Regions from separate parts of the Mus musculus genome. Here region 1 is linked to region 2. A link is a loop called in an ENCODE intact Hi-C map of the cell type or tissue named here. Cell type or tissue: heart. All regions are shown on one strand. Links, peaks and the distances in the headings refer to the core of each region. The heading gives the core; the rest is flanking DNA.

The links. Hi-C counts contacts between places; a loop is a spot of excess contacts. Peaks named below come from ENCODE experiments on the same cell type or tissue, not always from the same donor. Only the 100,000 strongest peaks of a DNase experiment are listed, where the experiment ranks them.
Region 1: it touches region 2 in a loop (2.4-fold over the local background); 5 of 42 quality-filtered maps call a loop at or near these places.

Annotation. Positions count from the first base shown.
Region 1 is chr5:131,241,721-131,255,807 of GRCm38, reverse strand. The region is part of intron 1 of Galnt17 (polypeptide N-acetylgalactosaminyltransferase 17); the gene reads left to right. Among named protein-coding and RNA genes, the nearest start is that of Galnt17, 59 kb to the left of the region's middle. In heart, for the core only: no CTCF peak of the experiment used is centred there; a DNase peak (open chromatin) is centred at 4,897; H3K27ac peaks cover 918 bases.
Region 2 is chr5:131,174,411-131,190,192 of GRCm38, reverse strand. All of the region lies in intron 1 of Galnt17 (polypeptide N-acetylgalactosaminyltransferase 17), which reads left to right. Among named protein-coding and RNA genes, the nearest start is that of Gm40338, 98 kb to the right of the region's middle. In heart, for the core only: no CTCF peak of the experiment used is centred there; no DNase peak of the experiment used is centred there; H3K27ac peaks cover 617 bases.

The DNA.
Region 1 (14,087 bases), core at 1,343-9,342, 67 kb before region 2:
TGTGTGTGTGCGCGCGCGCGCGTGTGCCTAGAGATGCCAGAGTAGGACACAGGACAGCCTGATCCATCATTCTCTACCATATTCCTTTGAGACAAGGTATCGCACTGAGCCTGGAGCTATCCTATTGAACAGCAAATCCCAATGAGCCTCATGTCTCTTGTCTTTACAGTGGGGATCAAGGTCATGAGCCACGGCTGCTGACTTACTTTTACATGGGCTCTGTTGACCGATACAAGTCCCTGTGCTTGTGTAGCAAGGACTTAACTGTCTACCTAGCCTAGAGAAGTTGGGTTTTAAGGGACTTATCACTGTATGTCCTGAGGCTCTGCAAAAGTGTTTACAAATTTGAGTTACAAACTCAGGTTAAAAACACCACAGTCATCTCTCCTTTTCTCTGTCCTGCTTCTATCTTTACGTGAACACAGGAAGCTTTGTACGCAGTTGCTGTCACTCTGGGCATTCAATCTATTACTTCCTTTCTCCCTTAGCATCATGTGGTAAGTGCCCTTTTCCACTTCTACATGGCTATAAATGACTTGACACCTTTATTTCTGTCCCATTGTTTATCACTAAGCAATAAGTTACTTCTGTTTTTTTGTTTTGTTTTGCTTTATAATGGAGAGCTCCCTTACTAAAATCTGTACCACAGACACAAGAAAAACTGAGTTTTCTTCCAAATCACTTGCAACATATATACAGGATTCTATTTATATTGTTTTTCCTGTGATAGTTTTACTTACTCTTCATATTACTGGGCATACTCTCTTCTGAAAGAATTGAGGCAGTTTAATTATCTCTCTGCCAAAATTGAACCAAATTCTTTTTCTATAGTTTATTCTTATTATTTTAAAATTTTGCATTCTCTGCCATGCTGAGATGGAATCTAGGGGCCTCTCATGTGGTAGGCAAACATCCTGCCACTAAGCTAGCACTAATTTAATAAATTTTAAATAGTACACCTGCTGTTTGGACTGGCATGTATTTAATTCATAACTCCATTAAACCCATGTCCAGTTATTGACTTAATAGAGAAGTTTGGCTCAGAGCCGGACATGGTGGCTCATACCTGTAAACCAAGCACGTGGGGAGATGAGGTAGAAGGACAGATAGCACCATGTGACCCCGGTTGACATAGTGATTTTGCGGATAGTATAGACCATGAAATCTTGTCAAAACAAAACAAAACACACACACACACACACACAAACCAAAAATCCACCAAACCCAACCAAACAAAAAAATCAGCAACTTCAAAGCAACAAACAAACAAAAAAAACCTTCTGTTCACGTTTCTTATTTGTTCTGAAAACTGGTAGAAAGCTTTCTTTTGCATGAATTATTTTTGGGCTATCTGTGCCTCTGAGTGCATTTGTAATGTGTACACAGATTTTCTAATGTTGATGTTGTCATACTTTTTGTGTGTTTTATGCATTCTTGAGATTGCTAATTTGTCTAAAATTATATGCAAGATGGGACCACCCACATTTATTCAATGGATGCTTATCTTCGCTCTGAAGCTTCTGTTATAATTTTTAAAACTCGAGTTGAGAAAAGAATGTAATTTTGGTTTAGTCTATTTCTTCTATATTCAGCCTGTTGTGCTTAGCATTGTTCTCTCAATGGATTTAGATTGAATATGGATTTAAGCTAATCTTTCTTCATTTTATTCTTTAGTTTTAGATGTAAATGTATGAGGTTATACTTTATCATACTGTAGTGGAATTGGCATTGTATTCATTATTTTCTCATTGCTGTCACCAAACACCTCACAAGATACAACTGAAGACACGAAGGGCTTATTATGGTTCACCGATCAAAAGTACAGCCCATCATGATGGGGGAGGCATGGTGGCAGTAGGGAGAAGTGGAAGAGAGGGACAAGGAGGGGGAGGGAGAGAGGAGGAGGAGGAGGAGGAGGAGGAAGAAGAAGAAGAAGAAGAAGAAGAAGAAGAAGAAGAAGAAGAAGAAGAAGAAGAAAGAAGAAGAGGAAGAAGAGGGAAGAAGAGGAAGAAGAAGAGGAAGAAGAAGAGGAAGAAGAGGGAAGAAGAGGAAGAAGAAGAGGAAGAAGAAGAAGGAAGAAGAGGAAGAAGAGGAAGAAGAAGAAGAAGGAAGAAGAGGAAGAAGAAGAAAAAAGAAGGAAGAAGAAGAAGGAAGAAGAAGAGGGAAGAAGAGGAAGAAGAAGAGGAAGAAGAAGAAGGAAGAAGAGGAAGAAGAGGAAGAAGAAGAAGAAGAAGGAAGAAGAGGAAGAAGAAGAAAAAAGAAGGAAGAAGAAGAAGGAAGAAGAAGAGGAAGAAGAGGAAAGAAGAAGAAGGAAGAAGGAAGAAGGAGGAAGAAGAAGGAAGAAGAAGGAAGAAGAAGGAGGAGGAGGAGGAGGAGGAAGGAAGGAAGAAGGAAGAAAGAAGAAAGAAGGAGGGAGGGAGAGAGAGAGAGAGAGAGAGAGAGAGAGAGAGAGAGAGAGAGAGAGAGAGAGAGGCAGAGGCTGGTCCTCCAAGACCAGGATGGTGTTGCCCACACTGATGGTGAATCTCCCTTCCTTGGTTAGTCCAGGAATTCCCTCCCTCATAGGCATGCCCCAAAGTGTGTCTCCTAGGAGACTCAGGACACTGTCATGTTGACAATCAATACTAGCCATGACAGAGAGTATTTAATTCTTTTAAAAAATATTTTCATTCATAACCCTGGATGCTTGGTTTTAATACAATTTCACTATTTATAACACTTTTGTTTTTAATTTGTTTTTTTTTTATTTGAGAACTTCCTTTTATTCCCTACCCCCTTTTCCCAAATAGCAATTTGTTTTTCTCTTTTGCTCTTTAAACTTTCACATCATATTAAAACAAATAAGCATTTTAAAAATATCCAGGGAAAAGGAATGTAAATCGGTACTTTTTCAGGGAGATGTAATTGGAAAGATTCACATCATACATTTTGAAAATATTTGGTGGTTGGCTGGCGACTGTGATTGATCATATCTGGGAGGATCAGGAAGCAGAGATAAGATAGGAATAGGCCATTCCTTGTGATCCACTTCCTCCAGCTGTGGCCCCACCTCTTGAAGTTTATATAACCTTCATACATACAACCATAACAGCCCCACCAGCCTGGAACCAACTGTTCTAAACCCTGAGCCTGCTGGGGGCATTCCACATTCAAACTGTAATTTCAGCAAGCAATATGCATTTGGATTTTAATAATCCGTGATCTTCCTCCCCCCAAACTCCTCATTATTTATCATTTTATATTTTGTTTTATTGGTTATTTTATTTACTTACATTTTAAATGTTGCCCCCCTTTCAAGTTTCCCTTCCGCAAATCACCCACCCCATCCCCTCTCCCGTTTGCCTCTATGAGGGTGCTTCTCCACCCACTCACCCACTCCTGCCTCACCGCTCTATCTTTGACACTCAGTGTAGGGTACCACGTCCCACTCTTTTCACTCCTTCCTACGGTGTTGAATAACTGAGAATGAAGACAAAGAATTCTTCCATGGTCTACTGTGATGTGGAAGACAGCGGCCCTGTTTTGTTTTGTTGTAGGTAGTGTGATAGAAAAGGTATTCACCTGGAAAAGTGAGTGGTAAGAATGAGGTGGCTGCGGTGGGAACGGGGTCAGGGATGGGTGACTGGATTTCATGCCCCTGTCACCTGGACCGCCTGAGCAAAAGCTTCAGGAGGGAAAAGACAGCGCCACCTAGAGAGTTACTAGTGCCTAGAGTTCAGATGAAGAAGGAGTTCTAGATAGAGTGCAGCCCTGGAGGACCTCATTTGCCTATTCATGAGTATGAACTTAAACGTGAAGACACATTGAGCCTCTGAAACGGAGCCAGCATTTGTTTGAAATCGACTGGCTGGCCTTCGCTATGATGGTGCATGCCTAACATCCCAGTACTTGCAGCATTGCCATGAGTTCGAGACTAGCCTGGGCTACATTATGAGACCCTATATCAACTAAACCTTGATGTTAATGGCAAGCATTATGACAACAATGATGGTGATGATGATAGAGACTTTGAAGGAGGATTGCTGGGCATCCCTCTTTTTATCTCTTGTCAAACGCAAATGTTTGGATGGAGCCATTGGTGTGTGCAGGGGCTGAGGGGAACGTGTGTGTGTGTGTGTGTGTGTGTGTGTGTGTGTGTGTGTGTGTGTGTGTGAAATATTAAAGATACGGCCGGCATCTATGGCCCCAGGGGAATGATGAAGAATGAGGGAGGGTTCTATCCATAGATTCCTGTAACTGAAAAACCTCAACCACGCCAATAAATCCCCAAAGAAACTACTGAGGATCAAACCCACTGCCTGATGTATGCCAAACAGTGTTATTCTACTGAGTCACGCCCTCAGCCCTCCCTGGAGGAGTCTAGGTAGGAGCTCTACTACTACTGAGCCACACCCCCAGCCCCTTCCTAGGGGATTCTGGGTAGGAGCTCAGCTTCTGGGCCTGAACTCTTTACTTTTGTTAAAAAATTTAAGACAAGGTCCGTTTAAAGCTGCCGAGGCACCTTTAATAGGCAGATCTTGAATTCACTTGTCATCCTGCCTCAGACCCTGAGTTCTGAGATTATGGGCCTACACAGTAAGGCTTTTCTCCAACACACGCTTATAGTACAGCCTTTGTATCATGTCTGGGTGCATGTATGCACTGCATTTAAAATCATTCCTTTGTATCTTTCTTTCTGATATGATTCAGCGCATTATTTGTACAACATGATGTGGCCTTTCAGGAATGGGATTTTGATTTATGACATTATATTCATATAAAACAAATAACTGATTTATGAGTCCTTAACTTGCTGCTTTTGTTTAATAATTGGCAGGTCAGAGGTTGTCTGGCTTCTTCTGAAGAAGGCCAGGGAGGGAATATTTTTAGCTCTGAGGGCCATCTGGTCTCTGTCACAATGACACAGTTCTGCCATGTCACGTGGAAAACCTCTGTAGGCTATGTAAACAAAGGAGTGTGGCCCCATTCCAATAAAACTTTATTTTTAGACAGCAAAATTTGAATCTCCTATGATTTCCATATGTCACTATATATCCATCAGCTCAGCTCTCTGTTGCTGAAAACTCTAAACTCAACCTCAGATGAGGCATACTGAGGAGAAGAAAAAAACAAAGCAAAATCAAAAACACCCCTGGATATTTCTTATCATTGTTCCCTAAATAATACAATATCACAACTGTTTACATACATTTACATTGTATTAGGTATGCTAAATAATCTGGCGCTAACTCAAAGTACACGGGAGATAGATTATATGCAAATATATTGTCTACTCTATGCAAATTACATATAAATATGACACCCTTTTACATAAGGGGCTTGAGCGACTTCTTGGTATCTTAGGGTGTAGATAGGGGCGGGGTCTGGAGCAGACGTCCCTCCCCAGACCAAGAAAGGATTGTATTATTCTTCCTTAGATGTCAAAGTTAGCAAGCAATACCCTTTTCAGCCTGTGGACCTTGCATAAATAGGAATTAGTCTGAGTTTGAGCTGCAGTTTAGCATCTTCTGGCTTATCTACCCAATGAATTCACTCTTCTCACTGCTGTGACCAAACCCCTGACAAAAGTAACTGAAGAAAGGGTTTATGGTGGATCACAGTTTGAGGGCAGAGTCCATCATGGCGGGGCTGCACGGCGATGGCGGCAGCAAAAATGTGAAGCAGCCAGTCTTACTGTATCCGCAGTTGGAAAGCATTGAGAGATGACTGCGTGAGACTTTCTTCCTCAGTTAATCCTCCCTGAAAACACTCTCGGAGGACATATTCTTAAGTGATTCTAAATCCATTGAAATGGACAGATTAACCTTTACAGACACAATCTAGGGCTGTCTGCATAGCTAAGGTTTACTTAGCAAATTTTTAGTACTATGTGTACTTGTCTGGTGTTGACTTGCATAATTTTCACGAAAGCTCTGAATCATCTATTTGTATGGGAAAACCGTGGCTAGGATGAGACCGCCTTGAGGTCACTTATGGCTTGCATAATAACAGGAAGCAACTGGAACTGAGGTCTGTGTGCCCGAGTTTACTTTTAACTATAAAGCCCTCATTCTTGAATTTGTGGGATCAGTGTGGAAGGCAGTGGGTAAAGTGTGCAGTTGTAGAAAGGTATTCATATTCAGCTAGTAGCTGAGTTCCCTAGATATTCAGAAAGTCTTGCTTGTCATTATTTTTCCCTCCTATTTTATCTTTACATTCCCGTCCTCCCTCCCTCCTTCCCTTCCCTTCCCTTCCCTTCCCTTCCCTTCCCTTCCCTTCCCTTCCCTTCCCTTCCCCTTCCCCTTCCCCTTCCCCTCCCCCTTCCCCTTCTTTCCTTCCTTCCTTCCTTCCTTCCTTCCTTCCTTCCTTCCTTCCTTCTCCCCTCCATTCCTTCTTCTTTATCTTTCCTTCTTTTTCTTTTCTTTCCCCTTTGTTCCTGTTTCTTTCCTTTCTTTATTTCCTTTCCCCTCTTTCTTTTTCTTCTTCTCTTTCTCCCCCTCTCTCTTTCTTACTTTGGTTCTGTCTGTTTCTCTCTCTGTCTGTCTGTCTGTCTGTCTGTCTCTCTCTCAACAGTGTCTCACTTCATAGCTCTAAGTTAGCCTGGAACACCATGTGGCCCATGTTGCTCTCTTTCATTTTGTTTCAGATTCCTGAGTTCTGCAAATACAGATGTGCACCACCACAGCTGGCTTTGTTCTTCACCATACTATGACAGGATGAAAAGATTGTTTTGGGGCTTGAATCTGACTCCACCCTTCCAAAGTTCAATGACCTTCAAATGAAGCCCTTTCGTTCACTCAGTTTTCTCATCTGTGAAAAATACTTGAAAAATCCTTATTAGGGATCCCATGATGGAGTGTCAGTAAGGTATACAGTCCATGGTTGAGATGTATGAATAAGCATCATTGGAAGGAAGAGTGGGGTAATCTGTGACAGTGTTGAACTCATAGTACAGATGCTGGTGGGATGGCTCAGTGGTTAAGAACACTTGCTGCTTTTGCAAGAAACATAGTCTGGTTTTCTGCATGCATATTGAGTTGCTCTCAACTGCCTGTAACTCCAGCTTTAGGGTTTCTGGGGTTCTAATGTACTCTTCTGGCTTCTTCAGGCACTTAACATGTGTGCATACGCACACACACACACACACACACACACGCACAAGTATGCCTATGCACATATATTACAATGAAAGAACCCATAAACTTCTGGCAAAAGATTCATCCTTTGCTCTGTGTGGGTGGTCCTGCTCTAGAAAGGGTGACATTTTATAGGCTATCACAGCATGCATTACATTTTCCCTACTTTTCAAATGCAACTGCAGAACAATTCCCTTGTTTGCATAACTCTTACTACATTGTTACGATTACAGGACACAGGGTATCACATACCTGCTGTTACTCTGTTTAGAAGTCCTTTGCCAAGGGTGAGGAGGTGGCTCAGGGGGTAAAGCAAGTGCTTGCCATGTAATCATGAGGGTCTGAGTTCAGATCCCCAGAGCCCATGTAAAGTCAGATACAAGTATGCATCTATAATCTCAGCCGTGCTATGAGATGGGAGGCAGAAACAGGGGAACGCCCAGAAACGTGGCTTAGCCTGGTGGACACAACAGTAATAAGACCTTGTCTCAAATAAGGCAGAGGATATGGAATAGCTCTTGAGGCCACCTCTGACCTCTACACACATGTCATAGCATGTGTAACCCCCCCCCCCCACTCACACACATCATTCACACACAGGTCTGACACATACATGAAGATAAAGAAGAGAATCACTGTGCCTTGTCCTTACAGCCATTGAACTGCCCCCAAAGCTCTCAGCCGCAGGATAGATGTACAATTTGTTTTCCTTTTAGAAATGCATTTCATTCCTCTAATTAATATTTAATTTGAATTTTTCTTTCTCATTGGCATTCTATTTTAAGCTTTTATGGGAACACACCAGTTATTACTGGATTGATCTGTTTTGTGGTATGTGACTGCTTAGCTCTCATGAGTGACTTTGTCAAGCTTCTTTTGTTTTTGTTTTTTTTCTCATGTCTAACCCTGTTATATATTCTTTCTCCATTTTTTTGTTTAAATTTACTACAGGGGTTCCTCTTTATATATGTCTGCACATGTATATACAGATATATACATATATAAACATGCATATGTGTATACATATATACATATGTATGTATATGTACATGTATATTTTCAAAGAAAAACAGATTTTTATGGCCATTTATCATTGAAAATGTTTGTAAAACCTTTATTTACATGTGATTGGAGGGTTTGACTTCTTTTATAATTCTTCTTCTTTCTTTAAGATTTCTTTAAAGTTGATTGCTGTGCCTGTGAGTGATGGCATGCATATCTGCGCAGGTCCCCTGGGGGCCTGAAGAGGGCATCAAGTCCCCTAGAGCTGAAGTTTAAGGTTTTCATAAACAGCCCGACATGGGTGCTGGGAACCAGACTCAGGGCCTCTGCAAGAGCAGCAAGTGCTCTTAATTCCTGAGACATCTCTTGGGCCTTCTACTTCCCTGTACTTATTGCCTTGCAGTACATTACCAATGCTATTGTAGTTATACTTCAAACAGGAAATATCCAGGCTGGGGGGGATAGTTCAGTGTCAGCACTCCAGTCTGCTCTTTGTGAGGTTCAGTCTACAGCACTGGACAAGGGAAGAGAGGAAACTGTCTCTCTTCATCTAATTCCTCCTAATTTTTCCCTAATCTAAAATTATCAGTTGCATGCTCCAGATAGCTTTCTTCTTCATCTAGCTATTCTAGACGTGAAATCCTAGCAACATACTCTTATGTCAGATTCTATCCAGCTCTTTGTGTCTAGGTAATTAGTTTTGGTTTACAGGATGCGATTTTTACACCCGTGTGTGAGTTTGCATGTTTGCATGTGTGTGCTCTTGTGCAGAGGCCAGAGGTTGATGTCAGGTATCTTTTTCCATGGCTCTATTTGATTTCCTGAGGCCTGGTATCTCACTGAACTTGGAGTTTGCCAATTTGGCTGGGGATCCCCTGTGCACACCTGCTTCCTAAGTACTAGGCTCACATGAAAGCCACTAGGCACACTCTGTTCTTTACATTTGTTTGTCAAAAGCTCCATCTCCCAGCCCCAGGAGTCATCCAGTCCCTTCCTCTCCAGTACTGGGATTATAAGTGTAGGTGACCATACTCAGTACTCTCCATTCCCCATTTTAGCGCGTGCACGCGCATACACACACACACACACACACACACACACACACACACAGGCACACACGCACACTCACACACAGGAGCATGTAGAGGTCTCCTTTTACCTTGTGGGTCCCAGGAATTGAAATACTGATCTCAGATGGCTAAGGTGATGATAGTTGAGCCATCATTCTGGACATTTTATATTCATTTATTCAACTAGAGATTCATTGACTTATCCACTCATTGGATGGGTCCTGCACACTACTGATGGTTATCTTCCTAGTTCCTGTTTGTTCCAACTTTCCCCTACCCCAGTGGTTCCCGTGGGTCAAGACCCCTTTGGAAGTTGCATATCAGGTATCCTGCATATCAGATATTTACACTAAGATTCATACCAATAGCAAAATCACAGGAAGTAGCAATGAAAATAATTTTATGGCTAGGGATGTCTTTACAACATGAAGAACTGTATTAAAGGGTCAAAGCATTAGGAGGGTTGAGAACCACTGTTCGTCCTCATTTTGGTCTTGTTGTTGATTATGATAGTAGTTTTTGTTTTTGTTATTTTTGCCAGGGATCAACATCAAGGCCTTGCATATTATTCTACCTTCGAGCTATGCCCGTAGCCCTTTCCCTTGTTTTTTTTTTTTTTTTTTTTTTTTTTTTTTTTTTTTTTTTTTTTTTTTTTGGTAGGCTGAGCAGCTTGAGCGTGGTTTATATAACCAGTCCTCTACTGATGGATATTAAGATGTTTCCATTTCTGTCCTCTCTCGACCACTTCTGCACTTAAGATCCTTGCCGCAGCCCCTCTGTGGTATTTATAGCATTTCTCCACATAGAAACCTAGAAATAGGGTTCTCTCTCAGAAGTTGTGTACTTGTCAAATCGTCATAGATACCATTGTCCTACTTAGATTTAACTGTCAGCTTGACACAGCCCTAGGGTCACCTGAGAAGGGAGTTTCAGTTGAGGAATTGGCCAGATCAGATTGGCTATCAACAGAGGAGGGCCCAACCCACTGTGGGAAGGTAGTCATGGGGTGTATAAAAAGATAGCTAAGTGTGCTTGTTAGGTTTTTGTCAACTTGACACTTTCTTGGTCATCTGGAAAGAGTGAACCCCAACTAAGAAAATGCCTGTACCAGACTGACCTAGATAGGCAAATCTTTGAAGGCATTTTTCTTGATTAATGCCTGACCTGAGAGGGCCCAGGTTGCTGTAGGCAGTGCAACCTTTGGGCAGGTGCGTTGTGGGTTGTACAAGACAGCATGACGAATGGTTTGGTAAGTGGTATTCCTCCATGGTCCCTGCTTCAGTTCCTGCTTGAGTTGCTGCCCCAACATAGTCATAGGGGCTGTAACTAGGTAGCATCAGTCAGATAAACCCTTTTCTCTCCAAGCTGCTGTTGGTTGGAGTAGTGGTTGTCCACCTTTCTAACACTGCATGCTTTTAATACAGTTCCCCATGTTGTGGTGACCCCCAACCATAAAATTATTTTCGTTGCTACTTCATAACTGTAATTTTGCTACTGTTATGAATTATAAATATCTGTTTTCTGATGGTCTTAGTTGACCCCTGTGAAAGGGCTGTTCAAAGCCCCAAGGTATCTCAACCCACTGATTGAGAAGCACTGGCTTAGAGTGTTTTATTTTATCAACAAAAGAAAACTAGAAGCCACCAGTTGTTCTCCCACTAGTGTTACACAGGGGGAGAGTTCTCTGTTTCCATTTTCTATTTGTTTATCTAGAGTTCTTTATTGCCACTATTTTGTATTCTAGATATTAATCCTTTGTTATGTTTTACTTTTGAATAGCAAATATTTGCTTCTAGTGTTCCACTTGGCTTTTAGCTTTCTCTCTGGTTTTTACTTTTTATTTTTAATCTTATTTTCCCAGTGCAATGAAATTTCTCAATTTCTTTGCATACTTCAGGTGTTTCCATGTCTGAAATGCAATTTTCTGACTTCCTCGTAATTTATTTCAGCTCTCATTACTATGTCCTCAGCTGCCTGGGGATGCATTGTTTTTCTTGTATTTAGGAGGAAGGTACTAACATTGGAAACTTCCTATGCATTATGAGATGGGACTGCACAGTCCTCTGGGATGGGTACTAAGGCAGGTGGGCAGCTGTTCTGTTTCTTTTGTAGCTTGAATTGTATTCTCCTAAAAATTCATTTGCATGATTATCTGTGTGTGCATAGTATATACACACACAAATATATATGTGTGTACAATTATATGTATTTGTGTGTGCATATTTGTATGTACATGTGCACATATATTTCTGTGTGTGTATGTGTTCAGGTACATGTGCACATTGTGTGCATGTGTGTATATCCCTCAGGCCCTGTCCATCACATATATTTGAGACAGTGTCTCTCACTGAGCTAGAACTTGTAAAATATGTTAGGTCAGCAAGTATTAATCACAGAAAATGGGAGGAGAAAGACCACTGACCCAAATCATCATGACCAAATTAATTAAGTAATCAATTAGTGAAAGTAAGCTTTTTTATTTGTGTACAAGAAACTGCCTTTCTGGGTTAATCTTGAATGTGAAGAAAACAAGGATTTTTGTTTGTTTTTTGTTTGTTTGTTTGATTTCTGGGAAAGTTTTTCTGTGTAGCCTTGGCTGTTATAGAACTCCCTCTGTAGTTTGGGATGTCCTTTAGTTTATGGAAACCTGCCTGCCTCTTCCTCCCAAGCATGAGCCACCACTGCCAAGCAAGACAAGATTTTTAGCACTCAGGAATAGAGAGTTTACAAATGGGGGAGGTGGGGGTGGGAAAATAGGTGGGGTTATAGGAGCAGAACTTAAGTATAACAATTAGTTCTAATGATCACCTAAAACAAAGACATGGTTCCAAGGTGAGGATAACGAGGTAGTCATAACAGCAGGTAGTCATAACAACAGGTAGTCATAACAACAGGTAGTCATAACAGCAGGTAGTCACAACAAGGTAGTCATAGGTGTACCTTTAACCTTTTGAAAGAAAAGTTGGGCTATAAGATGATTAGAAAACAACTTTTGAAACAGACATGATTGCCATTCCTGAAATAGGCAGTACAGAACCATTTGTAGTTAACATTACAGGTGGAACACAGCCCAATCCTTGAGAGACAGAGGTTTAGTCATAAACAGGAGTGAGCCTAGTTTGTCTTTACAATAAGACAGCCTTTAAGCTTCTATCTTCACAAATACCAGGAATCTACCCATCTCCATTTCTCTAGTACTAGATGGGATTATAAACATGGCCCATTAGGTCTACCTTATTTTTACATGGCTCTAAGTATCCAGCTCAAGTAAGTACTTCAAGGCAAGCAATTTACCAACTAGGCTGTTTTGATAACATATAGTTAAAACTCTGGGGAAAGGTTTCCACATGACAGTTATCACAACAGAGCTTTAGGCATAACTACATAGACACTCCCTAGCCATGTAGCACCTGTGACCTTTATTGGGATGAGTTCTATTGGCTGATAAAGAGCTCAGGACAAGGACCTAGAGAGGAAGAACTTGTAATAAGCATAAAAATAGATTCTAGTAATGGAGGATGTGAAACACATGGAACTCATAAGGATGGATTCTATTCACTAAGAGACAAAGCTCAAGGTTAAAAACCTAAGCAATGCTTAAAATTGGTGGGGATCCAGGAAGGCTGGCTTCATAGAATAGCCGAAATATCACCAGGTTGCCAGACAGTAGTCCCCTCAGCCTTTGGAAAATGAGGCATCAGTCATTTCCTTCCTTTGAAGAAAAGAGGCCCACACATTGGACACACCTGGTTCCTCAGATGCTTTCTTTAAGCTGGGCCTCCTATAGGTCCTGGGGATTGAAGTCAGGTTGTTAAATCTGACGACAACCTTTAGCCACTGGTTACCCACTAAGCAATGTTGCCAGCCCAACTTTGATAATTTTGAAGTTTGGGTATGTGATTGCCATGACACAAAGCAACGTTGCATCTGGTACCTTCTCTTGTACATGTGCGTGTCTTTCTCCTGCTTTCCATCAGAAGTTGAGATAGTTTGAGGTCCTCCCCAGATGTATCTATTTGATTCTACATTTCTCAGCCTCCACAACTGAGAACCCAAATAAACTTCTTTCCTTTTAAACTACCCAGTCTCAGGGATTTTAGGACAGCAACAGAATATGGGCTAACATGATGATGGTAGAAAGGGGAAACATCTTTGTTTTTGTTTAATCAGCTTCTTAGTGCTGTGCCAAAATACTTAGAACACAGGGTAAGCGAGTGTGGCCCATGCCAAGGTGTACCTGGGAAATTATGCCATGCAACTGATCTGGTATAAAAGAGGTTAACTGGGGGAGAGGAGAGGAGTGAGGACTTGGGGAAATGGATAGAGGCAAACAAATAGACATGCATGCAGGCACACACACAGGGAGGGAAGAGAGAGAGAGAGAGAGAGAGAGAGAGAGAGAGAGAGAGAGAGAGATGGGGAGGTGGGAATGAGGAAGAGGAGGATGAAGGGGAGGGTTCAGAGAAGAGATATCTCCTTCCAAGGCACACCCCCATGATCATGCCTTCAATAGGAAAGCCTTCGAGGGGCACCTCAGATTCAAACCACGACACTTCATCACTTGATCTTAGCCAAAAGACTGAGAAGTGATATACAACACTTCTGTAGAAGCAACTAGAAGGCAGTTTCTGCCTTTCCTTGGGGGGATGGTGTGTTGTGATACAGGGCAGCTGGCACTGTGGCAGCCACTCTGCCACTGTGAGTTCAGAGAGGCATCGCTGTAGTATCTCTGGGACTGAAGCCAACCCTGGTTGGAAGAGCAAGCCCAACAAATCTCTCTGGGTTTTGTTTGAGTTGCTTCTGTAGAAAGCCTCACCCAGCCTCCCTTACACATCCTACGCATGGACCGAAATACTCCCTTTATTGCTGTAGCCAATTTATATTGCTTTCCTGGCACCTT
Region 2 (15,782 bases), core at 3,213-11,212:
TAGGAGCGTAAACCATGAAGCTTGCCAACTAGACACCAAGGTTCGTATTCCGGAATGAGAGTTCTATCGCTGGCAAGATGGCTCGGTGGGTAGAGGCTCTTGTTTCTGAGCCTGGTGATTGGAGTTTACTGCCTGGGACTCATATGTAAGGAGAGAGATGATTCTTGCATGTTTTCCTATGGCTACACACACACACACACACACACACACACACACAGAGAGAGAGAGAGAGAGAGAGAGAGAGAGAGAGAGAGAGAGGATCAATATATAAAATGAATTTAATGTTTTAAAAATAAAATAGAGTTAATTTAATTTGTTTGTGGGTGTGTGGGTGTGGGTGTTTGCATGCACACGTACACATGCACATACTCAGACATGTGAAGAGGAAAACCATGTATATCTTTTAGTTGCTGTTAACATCTTTTTTGAGATAAGACCTCTCACTTGCCTGGAACTTTCGAGTTCAGCTCTGCTGGCTAGTCAGTGGTCCTCGGCCATTCTCCTCTCTCTACCTATGCAGGTCTGGGATCACAAGCCCACACACCATGCCCAGCTTTTCTTTCTTGATGAGTGTGGGTTGTGAGGCTCAGTCCAGACCCTCAAACTTACACAACAAGCAGTTTACCAAGTTAAGTTGCCTCCTCAGCCCCGAGTTCTATAGTTTTAAATGGTCACATACAAATGTTATACATACGGTTCAGAGCCTGGAAGATATGAATTTGCTGCTCTTGCAGAAAACCTGGGTCCATTTTCCAGCACGAACACTGGGTGGCTCTACCCCCCTGTGACTCTAGTCCTAGACACATTGCCTTCTGGTCTCTGCAGGTACTGCTTCCATATCCACATACTGCATACTCCCACACAGACACGCACATAGGCATAATCTAAAAATATTTTTCAAAACCTTCTTTTAGTTGTCCTTGATAATAACGTTTCTCTGGGTTTTACTTCTGATCTGGGGTAATATGGCATCCTAGAATGTCAGTGCAGTGCCAGTTTGGTGGGAAGTGGAAGGAGCTTTTCTATTGACCCTTTTACAGTATCGCTTTCAGGAGAGCAGCAGAACTCTGATGTTGAAGTAAGAGATGGGAGCTGGAGAGATAGCCCAGCAATTAGGAGCAAGTGATGCTCTTGCAGAAGACCTGAGTTCAGTTCCCAGCTATGGGTGTTTCCCACCTGTCCAGTTCCACAGCACCTAACGCTTAAGATCTGGCCTCTGTGGTTATTTACACTCTCTCACACACACATACACACAGAGAGATGTGTAAACACATAACTTAAAATAGAATGCATCTTTTAAAAAAATGATGAAATCCAGACTCCGATCAAGGCATTCATCTGCTACAGGAACAATGGTTGTCATGTGCGTAATTAATATACTAAAAAAAAAATCTTAGAAATATGATTGCTTCAGTGGCTTAGGCATTCTGGTCTTACTCATGCCACGTAATTGCTTTCTCTTCATTTTATTCAGAAATTATTTGCAAGAGAAATTAGCCAATCCATTTTGAACGAGGGATTCCTTGGTCTGGGATAATAGAGTCTGGTGTGTGAATGAGAACTACGTGATTAGACAGTGGGACTCTTTGGGGGGAAGGTGGCACATTCAGGCATGAATGCAAAGTGCCGAGACCTAGATGTGGCAGTGCATTGTTGGTAATGCACCTGAGGCAGGAGGATTGTGAACTGGGTGATGGCTTGGGCTATCTGGTGAGACCCGTGTCAAAAGGGGTGTGTGTGTGTGTCCTAGGAGGTGGCTCAGTGGGTAAAATGCTTGTCACACAAGCATGAATAACTGAGTTGAATTCCAAGAACTCAGGTAAAAGCCATGCACTATGGTATGAGTCTGCAATCCTATCTTTCCTGCAGTAAGATAGAAAGCAGAGGCAGGGGAACCACTGGAAGCTCATGGTCCAGATAGCCTGGTGCACACAGCAGCAAACAAGAAACTCTGTCTCTAATAAGGGAGGAGGAGGAGGGGGAGGGGAGCAACACGAGGTTATCTGTTGATTTTGACACGTGCACAGTGCACCACCCCTCCTCCCCCAACTCAACATCAAAAAAGCTCAGCCCAGGGACTGGAGAGATGTCTCAGGGATTAAGAATGGGTCTTACTCTTGAAAAGGGCCCAACTTTGATTTCAGGTGCTAGGTAGGCAGCTTACAACCAGCTGCAACTCAACTCCAAGTGATCCAGTGCCCTCTTCTGACCTCTGTGGGCATCTGCACTCATATGCACGGACCCACACACAGACGTAAACATACACTAAATTAAAAATATAAAGTCTGTAGAGATGACTTGGCAGTTAAGAGCACTGTCTGTCTTCCAGAGGTCCTGTGCTCAATTCCCAGCAACCACATGGTGGCTCACAACCATCTATAATGGGATCTGATGTCTTCTTCTGGCATGTCTGAAGACAGCTACAATGTACTCATATGCATGAAATAGAAAATAAATCAATCTTTAATAATATATAAGTAAAAACTTAAAAACCAGAACTTATGCAAATGTACTATACTTCTGACATGCCAAAAAAGATGTCAAACTGTGCTTTTAATGTTTAATGCAGTGATTTATACACACTTAGCTTCTTTTATTTTAATTTTTGGTAAGCAATTCTATGGTTGTATGTTTTTTGGGAAATACTGCCTTTGTTTTTTGGTGACTCACAGTGACTGAAGTCCCAGCTAAAGCAGCTATTATATTTGATAAAGACCCACATTCCTTGCAGGACTTGACCCCAAAGATTTCACATTAGCCCTTGAAATTTCTCTTTCCAGAACTCTGACAACAAAACGATCATGGCTTTCTGCCGTATCCCAATAATAACTTAACTCCTCCAGGGAAGCACGGAGGCAAGCACTTTATAAACAACTGTGCTAAACTTATCCCAGCACTGGGAACAATGGTCAGCGTTTATTTCTCTACCCGGGATTCAAGGTGTACACATGTGCCTTTGAGCCTGTTAAGCTGTCTCTCAAGAAGGTGCACAGGGCTTTCCCTCTGATTTCCCAACTCATCCCCTTAGCACACACCTCACTGCTTGGAATGAAAACACACACTTCAGTTCTTTAATTAGCCATGTTACTAATATTCGAAAGCATTCCAATTGAGAAGAATAGTGGTATTAATTCATTCAATGATTTATTGGTTCTTTTTATACAATTTTAGAGGCTTGTTTGTACATGGACATGTTTGTGTACATGCACATGCATGTGCTTATGTGTGGGATGTGCACATGTGCACATAGAGACCAGCTGTCATGGAGTGTCTTTCTGTAGCTCTATCTTTTTTTTTTTTTTTAGGAGAACATGGTCTCTAATTGAATCTGTGGCTATGACAAAATGCTTGATTGAGGCAAACAATGTAAAGAAAGAATGGTTTGTTCCAGCTAGAGATTTCAGTGTCTGATCACTTACACTGTTTGTGTGTCTGTGGCAAGGAGGAAGAGAAAGAAGAGGGGGAGAGGAGGGAGACAGAGACAGAGACACATAGAGAATGTGGAACAAAGAAGAGACAAAGAGGTAGAGATAGACAGCTATGATGAGAATAAACAACAGAGATAATGAGAGACATAGAGTCAACAAGAGAATAAGAGTGATATAGACACAGACATATAACACACAGTAGGAACAAAATGCCATCTACAGGGACACACTCTCAGTGACCCATTTTTCCTCCATCTAGGCTCTGCCCTGTAAGTGTCCACCACTTCCCAATCCCCCATTAGGCTGACTCCATCAATATGTAAACCCACAAGTGAGAAAGGAGCTGTCAGTATCCAATCACTTCCTCAAAGCCGACTGGACTGTGTGTTCATGGGTGATTCTTAGTGGGAAGAGATGGAGTGATGGGGTAGGGACCAGTCATGCTGTGTGTGTGTGTGTGTGTGTGTGTGTGTGTGTGTGTGTGTGTGATGACCTGCTTAAGCACATTTCCCACCCTTTGTTCCTGAATTGCCTTGTTCGGATTCTTTATAGGTCTTCTGTAAGCACTTGGCAACATTCAAGGGATGGAAAAGCCATTGAAAATGGAGTGTTACCTCCAAACTTGTTAGGACCTGGTCGGAAGCCATCACTATGGGGCAAGGGTGGGTTCAATCAAGGAAGATCAATGAGTCTATGTGGTGCTGTCCTGCTGACTATCCCCATGTGGTGACAGAATACCTGACCGAAGCCACTTAAGAAGCCACGCAAGGTAGGGAGGCTTTTTATCAGCTCCCAGTTTGAGGCTATAATCCATCATGGCAGAGAAAGCATGAGGCTGATTCTCACATGGTCACACGGCATCCACAGTCAGGAAGCAGAGAGAGAGAGAGAGAGAGAGAGAGAGAGAGAGAGAGAGAGAGAGAGAGATATGAATGCTGGCGCTTGGCTCACTGTGTCCCTTTTCATTCAGTCCAGACCCCCAGCCCATGGGATAGAGCTACCCATACTTAGAGCACCTCAGTGATTCCTCTCTAGAAATCTCACAGAACTGGTCCAGAGGTGTCCCTCCTAGGTGGTTCTAAGTCTAGCCAAGCTGATATTGAAGATTGGTTTTTTTACAACTAGCAAGATGAAAAAAATTACAGGCTGGAAAGATATAGCTCAGTACTTAAGAGCCTTCCTTGGCTGCTTTTCCAGGGACTTAGGTCTGAATCCCAACACCCACATGGTACCTAGCAACCATCTTTATCACCGGTTCCAGGGAGATCCAATACCCTCTTCTGGCCTCCAAAGGCACCAGGCATGTACACGTTGCACAGATATATAAGCAGGCACTCACACATACATGCAAAATAACAGGAAATGCACCTTTGTTTTAATGGCCTGTCTCCCCACACCGAAGGCTTCTTTGCAGTTTGAACAGCTTACATTTCTGTTTCTTACCTCCATGTTTCTGTTGGGATACCAGCTGTTACATGAGGCTCCATTGCCGGTTTTACCTGTAAGTCCAGCATTTCACTTACAAACCTAGCATTTTTACCACTGGGAGAAAAATCAAAAGGACAGGCTTGGGATGGCGTTAGATAAGATATACCTACAGGCACAGCTATAGATGTAGTTATGGATCATAAAATTAAATGTCTGAATCCCTAACCGTGTCGTGTGTCTTCTATCAAATGTAATCCGATTTTAAGGCTTGTAATTTCTCTTGTTCCTTTGGGGTTCTTCCCCTTCACCGTCTTGCTTGTAGGATTAGGAGTGAATTTTAATATGAATTTTCCTCTCCTAACCAATTTATGCATCCTTTCTTCCTGAGGGTTATTCTACATCAATTGTATAGCAGATCCAGCTGAAGGCTTAAGTACTGTAATTTTGTATCTAGGGATGATCCATGGCTAGAATCCAATTTTCTATTCTGGTTAGGGTGGCAGAGTCTGACTGGGATGTTTACTGGAATGTGAAATCATTAGTGGATTAGTTTTAGGGGATTTGGGGTTTTATGTTTTGACACAGGTCTCATGTAGCCCAGGCTGCCCTGGAACTTACTGTAGAGACAAGGATGACCTTGAACTCCTAATCCTGCTAGTGTATGAGGTGCTGGGGACAGAATACAGGGCTTCTTGGATCTAACAACCAAGCAGCATCCCCAGAACCTGCATTAGCAGGTATTCTTAAAATCTGGGACAGTGTTCTGTGCAGATGTGTCTCTGGTGTGTCTGTGTGGAAATAGGAAGTCTGTGAACCTCTCTCCTACCAGCCTGGGCATTTGGAATTGGTGGATATTGGTGCCAAAGAGCAAGGGAAAAGGCTTCTTGTATATTGTTCTCATTGTTTTCTTGGCAGACAGCTGAAAAGAAATAGTTTGTCAAGCTGATAGTCTGGTGTCTCAAGTAGTGAAGAGGTGTCCATACTTAAAGTAGGATGTTCAGGAGACACAACAGCTTATTAAGTCAACCAATAGCCTGAAAGTCTTTCCTCCCTCTCTCTCTCTCTCTCTCTCTCTCTCTCTCTCTCTCTCTCTCTTCTCTCTCTCTCTCTCAATGGGAAGTTCTGGGAACTTATGAATGCTAGAAATGTCCTCTACCACTAAGTCATACCCCACCCCATTCCTGGGGGATTCTAGGCAGGTGCTCTACCACTGAGCCACGCCCCCAGCCCCTCACTGGGGGATTCTAGGCAGGTACTTTATGACTAAGCTATACCCCAGTGCCTCCCTGGGGGATTCTAAACAGACATTTTATAATTAAGCTGTATCCTTAGTATCCTTGTGGTAAAGTAAACCAGTGAGACGAAGGATCTCACTAAGTTGCCCAGGCTGGCCTTAAACTCACTGTATGACTCAAGATACCCCTCCCCCCAACTTCCTGAGTTGCTGCAACCATAGATCTGCACTTTCAGACCCAGCTGTTTTGTCACTTAAAAAAAAATCCCTGGATTTGTAAAACAAAAGAAAATAACAACAACAACAACAAAAACCACCTACAACTCTAAGCAGGGGAATATCAAGACTTATCTACATTAAGAAATTAATTATGGTAAAAGACCTTACCATCTTCACTGTTTCTGAGGGTGTAGGTTGTGAGGGTTGACAGTGTTTACTAGCATGGAGACATCCCCAGAACATTTTCTGTCTTATAAAATGAAGCTCTGCGAAGTCACAACACCCTATCCTTTCCCTTCCTTTTAGGGTCTTTTGTTTCTATGCTTTGAGAAGGAGTCTCACATAGCCCAGGCTGCCCTGAAACTTACTTGGTAGACAAGGATGACCTTGAACTCCTGATCTTGCTAGTGTATGAGGTGCTGGGGACAGAATTCAGGGCTTCTCAGTTGCCTTGGACAACCACTGGACTAGAACAAGCACTCTTCTTTCTGTCTCAGCAAATGTGACTCCTTTTAGTACTTCCAATAAATGACATCCAGAATTTGTTCTCATGTGACTGGTTTCTTTCTTCCTCCCACTTGGAATAATGTCCTTGAGGTCCATCCATGTTTTAATATGCGTTGAGATTCCCTTCCTTTGTTCAGGCTGAATAAAATTGCATGGTATGGATGTGCCACATCTTGTTTATCCCTTAGTCCATCACCCTGACTTCTGGGCTATTGTAAACAGTTCTGCTGTGAGCATGACTATGTAGATACATGTTCAAGTCTGTGCTGCAGATTCTACTGGGCATAAACCAAGGTTGTACTTGCTGGGTCATAGAGTATTTTTTTTTAATTTTGTTTGGAATACAATTCAATTTTCTCAGCATCTCTACTATTTTATATTCCCCTTATCAGTGTACAGTGCATTCACACTGCAGTTATTTATTCTTGTGTTGGGTATATGGGTGTGTGGGTGTGTGAAAGGCAGAGGACAACCTTGAGTGTTATTCTGCCTTATTTTTGAGACAGGCTCTCACACTGATCCTAGAGCTTGCCAACTGGCTAGACACGGTGGGCACAGTCCCAGGGATCTACCTGTCTCAGCCTCCTCAGCCCTGTGATTACAGGAAGGTTCTTGACTTTTCAAGGCAGGTTTTGTGAATATAAAGCAAAGTTACCCTGATTGAGCCATCTCCTCAGCCCTGGTTTTTGTTTGTGTTTTGTGTTCCTCTTTGTTTGAGGCAAGGTCCCCTGTTGTTCCCCACTGTGCACTCAAGAGAGTAACTGGCCCATAAGCTTCTAGAGATTTCTCCTGTTTCTGCCTCCTATCTCACCACAGGGATTACAGGACTTTAGGATTACAGATCTATTCACCACCAACTCTAGCTTTATGTGAGTTCTGGGTATCTGAACTGAGATCTGGTCCTTAGTGCTGGGATGGCAAGGGTTTTTCTCGCTAAGTCATTCCCCAAATCCTCCATAGGAACTACTTTAAAAGTGTCTTGTAAAAGAAACCTTTAATAAAAATAGAACCAGAAAATGAACAGTAAAATCCAAAGTCCAGGGACTAGAAATATGGCTTAGCAGTTAAGAACCCTTGTCACTCTTGCAAAAGATCCAAATATGGTTCCCAGAACCCACATTAGGTGGCACACAACTGCCCATAACTGCAGCTGCCCTTTCCTGCCCTCCTTGGGTACTGCACTCACATGCACATACCCTCACTCAGAAAAACAACACATAGTTAAATAATAGATTTTTTTTCTTTAATCTGTTGCTCAGAATAGAACAATGCTTAGACTTCTTTTGTGTACTTCTGAGACTTTACAAAGGTTTGTTCATTGGGAGGCTTGGTTTATTATTTCCAGTTATTGGAAAGAGTCCACACCAAACAGGGTATAGTGAGTCATTCAGGAGGCTGAAGCAGGAGGGTCCTGACTTCAAAGGCATCCTGTGAAACTTAGTTACAGTCTTAAAATAAAAATTGGGAACACAACTCTGAAGTAGAAAGTTTGCCTGGGATATGCAAAGCTCTGGGTTCAAACAGGAAGGGGAAAGAGGGAGGGTAAAGAAGGAGGGGGAGGGAGAAGGGGAAGGAGAGGGGGAGGGAGGGGGAAGGAGAAGGGAAAAGAGAGGGGGAAGGAGGGAGGGTGAAAGGAGAGGGGGAGAGGAAGAGGGAGGGAGGCAAGCAGGTAGGCAAGCAATATACTCTCCTTTGGGGAGTAAAAGGAAAGGCCCAGCAGTGAGTAGGTGGGAAGTGTTGTATGAGCCTGCTCCAGGAATAATGTGGGTTGGATTCTATCCAATCCAAGAAAAAGTGAATGTTTCAGGTCTGAGGGAAGTTTGTGCATGAGGACAAGTGTCTGGAAGGCCCAGTGACCAGGTGGCAAGTCAGCAAAGAGAATGTCAGTCACAAGACCTGCCTTTCAGGAATGAATCTATTCTTGTCCTGGTGACTCACAGTCCTCAAGCTTTCAAGGATATTTACAAAGAAAGAAGGCAGCCAGGAATGGCAGTTTGGATATGGGAGCCATCTGCCTTGCAGGGTCTGTGGTCTCACCTGGTTTTCGGAGGCTCATCCCCACACCCAGAGCAGCTGGCTGCTTCCATTTGTATTCCCCAGAGTTGCCTTTTATAGAAGGCATGCCTGAGAAGAGATGAGGAGAGAAGGGAAGAAAGAGGAGAGGGAGAGGAGGGAAGAAGGAAGGCAGAAGACAGGAGGGGAAAGGCGAAAAGAAGAGGAGGAAGGGGGAAAAAGAGAAGGAGAGGAGGAGACAGAGGAGACAGGAGAGGAGAAGGGAGAGGGAGGGAGGAAAGGGGGAAAGAGAAGACTCATTTTTTGATTTCCATATGGGACCCCTGCCAGCTATATGGTACCCACATATATTCGGTGAAGTTCCTCCCACCTCAGGTCACTGACCCACACTTCTGTCATCTCTGAGAGCTCCCTCATAGACATATCCAGCAGTTATGACTCATCAGTGCCTCAGGCATCTCTCAATCCAGCCAAGTAGATATTTCAAATATTCATCCAATCTCTAAGTATAGAATATTATAATGATAATAATTATATCAAGGAACTTGTGATAAAGGGCAAAAGGAGACTGAGCATGAACTTGGGGCTCTTGTCACTATATATAAATTGTATGTGCTGTAAAGTTTGGTACACTTGCCAAAAAAATGTAGACAATTGTGACTTTCCTCCTCTTCCTCCTCCTCCTCCTCTTCCCCCCCCCCTCCTCCTCCTCCTCCTCCTCCTCCTCCTCCTCCTCCTCCTCCTCCTCCTCCTCCTCCTCCTCCTCCTCCTCCTCCTCTTCTTCTTCTTCTTCTTCTTCTTCTTCTTCTTCTTCTTCTTCTTCTTCTTCTTCTTGAAATGGAGAAAGGACCTGTGTTGGCACAAAACTCTCCTAGACCAAGTTCTTAGCACAGAGGACATTTATTTGTCCCAGAGGGACAACGGGCAGGGAGTAAAAGGCAGGAGATAGAGGATGAAGGAAAAAAGGAAAGAGGCCAGGGAGAGAGGGGCAGGGATATTTGTCCCAGAGGGACAAATGACCTCCTCTGCACAGAGAGAAATCAGATGTGGCCCATGGGGCAAATGACAGTTTATAAATGTAAAAGGAAAAGCTTTGTGTTAAGATGAGGTGTTTAATTTTTATTAGATCAGTTTGTTAGGGTAGCCAAAAAGAGGTTTTTAGTTGTGGGACCTCAGTACTTTCATAGCTGAAACTTGGTATTCAATTTCAGGGGGAAGAAGTGGCCAAATAAGGAAACAGACCTTGTTTCCTAGCTTTAAGAACGTACTCTAACTTTTGGGGGTTTTTGTTTGTTTGTTTGTTTGTTTGTTTGTTTGTTTTAAAGCAAGGAAAATGGAATGGGAGAAGGGTACGGCCTGCCAGAGCCATGTTGGCAATGGCTGCCTAAAACCCCTTCAGACAGAGTTTCATTATGTAGCCCAGGCTGGCCTAGAAGTCTTAACCCTCTTGCCTCAGCCTCCAAAGTGCCAGGATTACAGGTGTGTGCCCCACATCCTGCTGAACCTGTGTTTTCTATCACCCAGTAACACGCCCCAGGAAGAATCATCCATGTGTGCAGCTCCTATGTAAAGCAAAGTTGGAAACATCACAGATCTCCCCTTTGCCAGGATTCTAAATGAGAAGTTCCAGCACTTGAGTCCTCAATCATAGTTCCGAGTGTTCAATGGTAGCCTTAGCTAATGTGATCTCGCATTCTGTGTGCCTGCTCTTTTGATTGGTTAGCAAATAACAGAACACTTACTGCTGTGTTAGTCATTGGAGGTCTTTTCTAGTCACTTAGAGGATCCAGATCCTCCCCCCCCCCCACCCATATGTCTGCTCAAGTGCATGACCCTTTCTAGTCGGTTCTATCTGTTCCAGTATGGTTGAGCCAAATATCATGTTCCCTGGACCAGCATTACAAGCAGCTTAGACAGGAAAGGTCTATCTTCTTTGTTAAGAGGGAACAAACCTCTCAAAATTAGTGTGTGTATGTGTGTGTGTGTGTGTGTGTTTGTGTGCAAGTGTGTAAGTCAGATGTCAGCTTGGGTGTCATTGCTCAGTTGCCATCTACTTTATAGTTTCAATCAGAGGGTTTGTTTGTTTGTTTGTTTTTACTGTTCCAGGCACCAAGAACAAAACAATATAACAGTCCACCAAAGTCCAACTTAGTGAAACAATGAGTTATCCAGTTTGCCCACTGGGGTATGGGTGGAAATAATATACAGTACCATGGGTGATCCAAAGGTAGTTGCATCATGGAAGAGCCCACCCAGCACGGCCAGTGTTACGTCAAAGCTGCGTCCTTTGATCTTGATACCCAACTTACACTCATTTCTTGCCAAGAGTCTCCCTTCCCTAGTAATCATTGCTGCTTGTATAACTTAGGGAGGTACCTTGTGCATAGTGTTAAGTTTCTGCCTTCTGAAACTTCTAAGATTCATCCACTTCCTGAGCCTTCTAGGAAGACTTCCCTCTTGGAGGAATTGCTACCCAAAGCCATGTGTTGTGAGTGAGGAATGCCCCTCATAGGTTCATGGTGCTCCTTTGGGGGGCTATATAGAATCTTTGAGCTGAGGGGGTCTAGCTGTCAGATGTGGTTTAATAGCTGGAAACCTTGATGAGTACACCCCTGTCTGTCTGTCCAACCACGGTGGGATTTCTACCCATACTTCCACAGCTATAGACAAAGCAGCTCCTGCAACCGTTCCTTTCCCACCCTCTGAAAACATCAGCCAAGACAAACCCTTTCTCCCTTAATTCGACTCTACCAGGGATTTCCCCACAGCACTGAGGAAAGTAACCATCACAGTATGTGTTAAATACAATTGTTTTCTCTAATGCGCTTGACCTGCGATTGGCAGAACCTGGGCGTGCAGAGCTTGTGGATGGGTCACCCTGGTGGTATTTACTCAACCATCTTCCTCTCTTGTCTGTATGGGCCGGGAGTCTGGGAAGCACATTGTTTATTTGTGCCTGAATCTCTAGGTCTAGGGTGTAGAAAGAGCCTGCATTGTTTGAAGACATGGACGACTCAATTTTTTTTTAATTTATTTTGTATTTAATGTACCCTTGTCTCTCTTTCTAGATCCCTCTTGTGGCTTCCTCCTCAGTGATTCTCACATACTGAGATGCAGTGTCTCTGCTGGGGGTGGGCATCCCAAAGAGAGACTTAGAAAATCTCGGTGCGGCAGAGAATCGGAAATTTTTTCCTTTTTAGGTGTGTGTGCGAGCGCTTGTGCAGTTGTGCATGTGTATGCTGGTGCCAATGAAGAGCAGAAGAAAGTAGTTGACTCCCCCGGAGCTACAGTGACAGGCAGTTGTGAGCCCCCTGCTGTGGGTGCTGACTGGTAACATCAAATCCTCTGCAAGAGCAGATAACACTCTTACCCACTAGGCCATCTCTCCCCAGCTCCACAAATACTTTTTTCCATTTGTTGAATTCGGTTCTTTATTTCTTTCCATACATGGATATTTTATTCTGAGCCTTATTGACCTCTCAATTGTCTGAATCATCATAAGAATTATTCTCAAGGGTCTGGATTTTTTTTTTTTGGAACGAGCTAAGCAGGGGTGAGATAAATCTAAGATCCCTGTCTGGACTGTAAATACCAGGCAGTCATGGCTGTGTCTTCGTGGGTGCCTTTTCCCTTTAGAGATTTATTTGAGTGCTTACAAAGACAGCATTTTTTCAAAGAAGGGAAAAAGGGATAATCAGGGAAGGGCAGAGATTCCCCCGTACTGCAGCCAACTGCCCTACCCAGTGAAGAGGCATTAGAAGACAAAGTGCTAGTTCCTTGTTAGGAAAAAATGATCACCAAGGAGAAGAACAGCTTTGGGGGGGAACAGAAATCTCCTGTGTATCAGGTGGATTTCCTGGAAAGGGGACTTTTGACCTTAAAAAGCAGTGAGCCAACACTTAATAGAAGCTAACTGCAGAAGAGGGCAAGCTAGTCTGGGAAAAAAACAGTACATTGGACTTCGAGTAGAGTTTTGCATAGGAATGCAATTTGCATAACAATGAAGGTATCTTGTTCCAGACAGTCTTTCTAATGGGAGCTAGTCCAGAATAACCATTCTGTGGATGCCCAGTGCCCCCCCCCTCCAAACCCAGTTTTAAAAGGAAATTAAATGTGAAGGGTTGAATTCTGTAGTTGTTAGTCTTGGGAAGGGATGAGGGGGGTGGTATTTCTGTGGTGTGCGATGCCTGGGAAATTCGTGAGGACAGCATTAGGTTTTCTGTTTGGAGAAGAAAAGTCTTCCCCTAATGGATTTTGGAAAAAAAAAAAAGATTATTTAATATTGGGTCCCCACTGGCCTTATGGAAAGGGAGGAGGGGCATTCAAATTCATCCCCCAAGAGAAGATAAGTATTGCTGGCTTTTTGAAATCTGAACCATTTACTGAAATACATACTTTTTGCTCATAATTTATTGCTCTGCAGACAATAGGATGGAAAAGCTGTAATAGTTAATTATTCCCAGAGAAGAGAAAATTGGGTGTGCATGTGTGTAACCATGACAGTAACTGGTTTTGATTTATTTGAACTAAGCAGCATAATCAGAATATCTAGATACTTTAGTGAAATGAAGGGTCTATGTATTATGTGTGGATAGATATGTGTATGTATAATGACTGGATAGATATACTTATAGATGCATATAAATGGGTAGATATATATTTATGTATGTGCAAATAATTATATTTGTATACATATGTGTGTGAATAGAAACAAATATATTTATATATAAATAGATAGATAAATTGAAAACAGATGAGTATATTTATGTATGTTTATATTTACATATAATGTGTATAGGTGGATGTATATATATATATATGCATATATATTGTTGTATAGGTAGATTTATGGATGGATGGTAGATATATGTATGCATAGATATAAGTATATAGATGGTAAGCGAAAGTATGAATGCATGTATGTGTGGGTAGATGAACACATGTATGATAAGTATATATGTATGTATACATTCATGTATAGATATATCAATGGATAAATTGATAAATATGTATGAATAAATATATCAGTTGATGCATGTATATGCGTATGTCTTGAAGTTAATATAGATGGATAGAAGGGTGGATGGGTAGATGGATGGATGGATGGATGGATGGATGGATGGATGGATGAATGGACGATTGAAGGATGGATGAATGGATCAGTGGGTTGAAGATGAAAGGATTGATGGAGAGTTGGGTCCATAGTTATGCACCAACAAAGAAAGAAGGGGAGATTCCTGTGCTGATAGAAACTTTTTTTTTTCTTTTAGCTCACTGAGTCTAATTAATGTTACCTGTTGCAATGGTAGCCAATTTTGTTGGCTTGATCTTGTGTGAAGGTCTTCTACAAGAAACCGTAGCTATTGTGAGTTCATAAATGCAACATCTATGCCTTGTTCAGAAGACAGACAGCATCTCACAGCTCTCTTCCCTGCCCTCCAGCTCTTACATTCTTTGTGCCATCTCTTCAGTGATGCTCCCTGAGCCCTGGGGGATGAGCACTAAAATAAATGTCCCACTTAGGCCTGAACACTCAGTGGTCAGCTCAGCACTTTGACCATTTACTGGGGCTCTTTAGAGATGACATTTATTTTCCACTCCAAAGCATTGAAGAAAAGTGTTTACTGGGGGAAAGGAAACACATATGTACAGCAGACAAAGAAGGAGCAGGAGGAGGAGGAGGAGCAGGAGGAGGAGGAGGAGGAAGAGCAGGAGTAGGAGCAGGAGGAGCAGGAGGAGGAGGAGGAGGAGCAGGAGGAGGAGCAGGAGGAGCAGGAGGAGGAGGAGGAGGAGCAGGAGGAGGAGCAGCAGGAGGAGGAGGAGCAGGAGGAGCAGGAGCAGGAGGAGGAGCAGGAGGAGCAGGAGGAGGAGCAGGAGGAGCAGGAGCAGGAGGAGGAGGAGGAGCAGGAGGAGCAGGAGCAGGAGGAGGAGGAGGAGGAGCAGGAGGAGGAGCAGGAGGAGGAGGAGCAGGAGAAGGAGGAGGAGCAGGAGGAGGAGCAGAAGGAGGAGCAGGAGGAGGAGGAGGAGCAGGAGGAGGAGCAGGATGAGGAGGAGGAGGAGCAGGAGGAGGAGGAGGAGGAGCAGGAGGAGGAGGAGGAGCAGGAGGAGCAGGAGGAGGAGGAGGAGGAGCAGGAGGAGGAGGAGGAGAAGAAGAAGAAGAAGCAGCAGCAGCAGCAGCAGCAGCAGCAGCAGCAGCAGCAGCAGCAGCAGCAGCAGCAGCAGCCGCCAAAGCCTTATGCGAAATGGAGGGGACACTTGAAAAGCTGGAAAAGCTGGTTTATTCTCAAGGGCTAGTATTTTGAAGCCCCTAAAGAGTCTTCCTCCCCTAATTTGGTCAGTTTTAAAGAAAAATAGGGTAGTTAATTGGCTGAAAACTGTTGTGTAACACTGTCTTATCTGGCCTTGAACTTCTTGAGCCAGTTTATCAGCAGGGGGCCTGATGGTGGAAGACAAAACTGAAAAGGCCTTTGTTTCATTTTATTATTAGAAATGGATTTTTCCCCCATTTAATATATTCTGATTACATTTCCGGTACCCACCATCAAAGAGGGGAGGACAGACTTTCATCTGAATCCATGCCCTTGCTTGTCTCTAGTTTAAAAACAAGAAGGCAGTCTGAAGAATAATAATAAAATAAAAATAACGTAAAACAAAACTGTAATAGGACAAAACAAGCAATCAGAAGAGAAAGAGTCAAAGAAAAAGCACAAGAAACACGTACAGACTCAGCGATATACACGCTGATGCACATAGGAATCCCGCAAAAACACAAGACGAAGGGTGTTTTTGTTTTTGTTTTTCTTTTAATGCCCTGTCAAAACAAAGAATCTTGAAAGATGCTATTGAGTTTGTTTTGTGTTGGCCGGTGACTGCCAGGCATGGGGCCACGTCTAAAGAATGGTTTGTATCCCTAAGAGGGCTCTGTTGGAGAGAACTCCCTTTTTCCTTTGCGA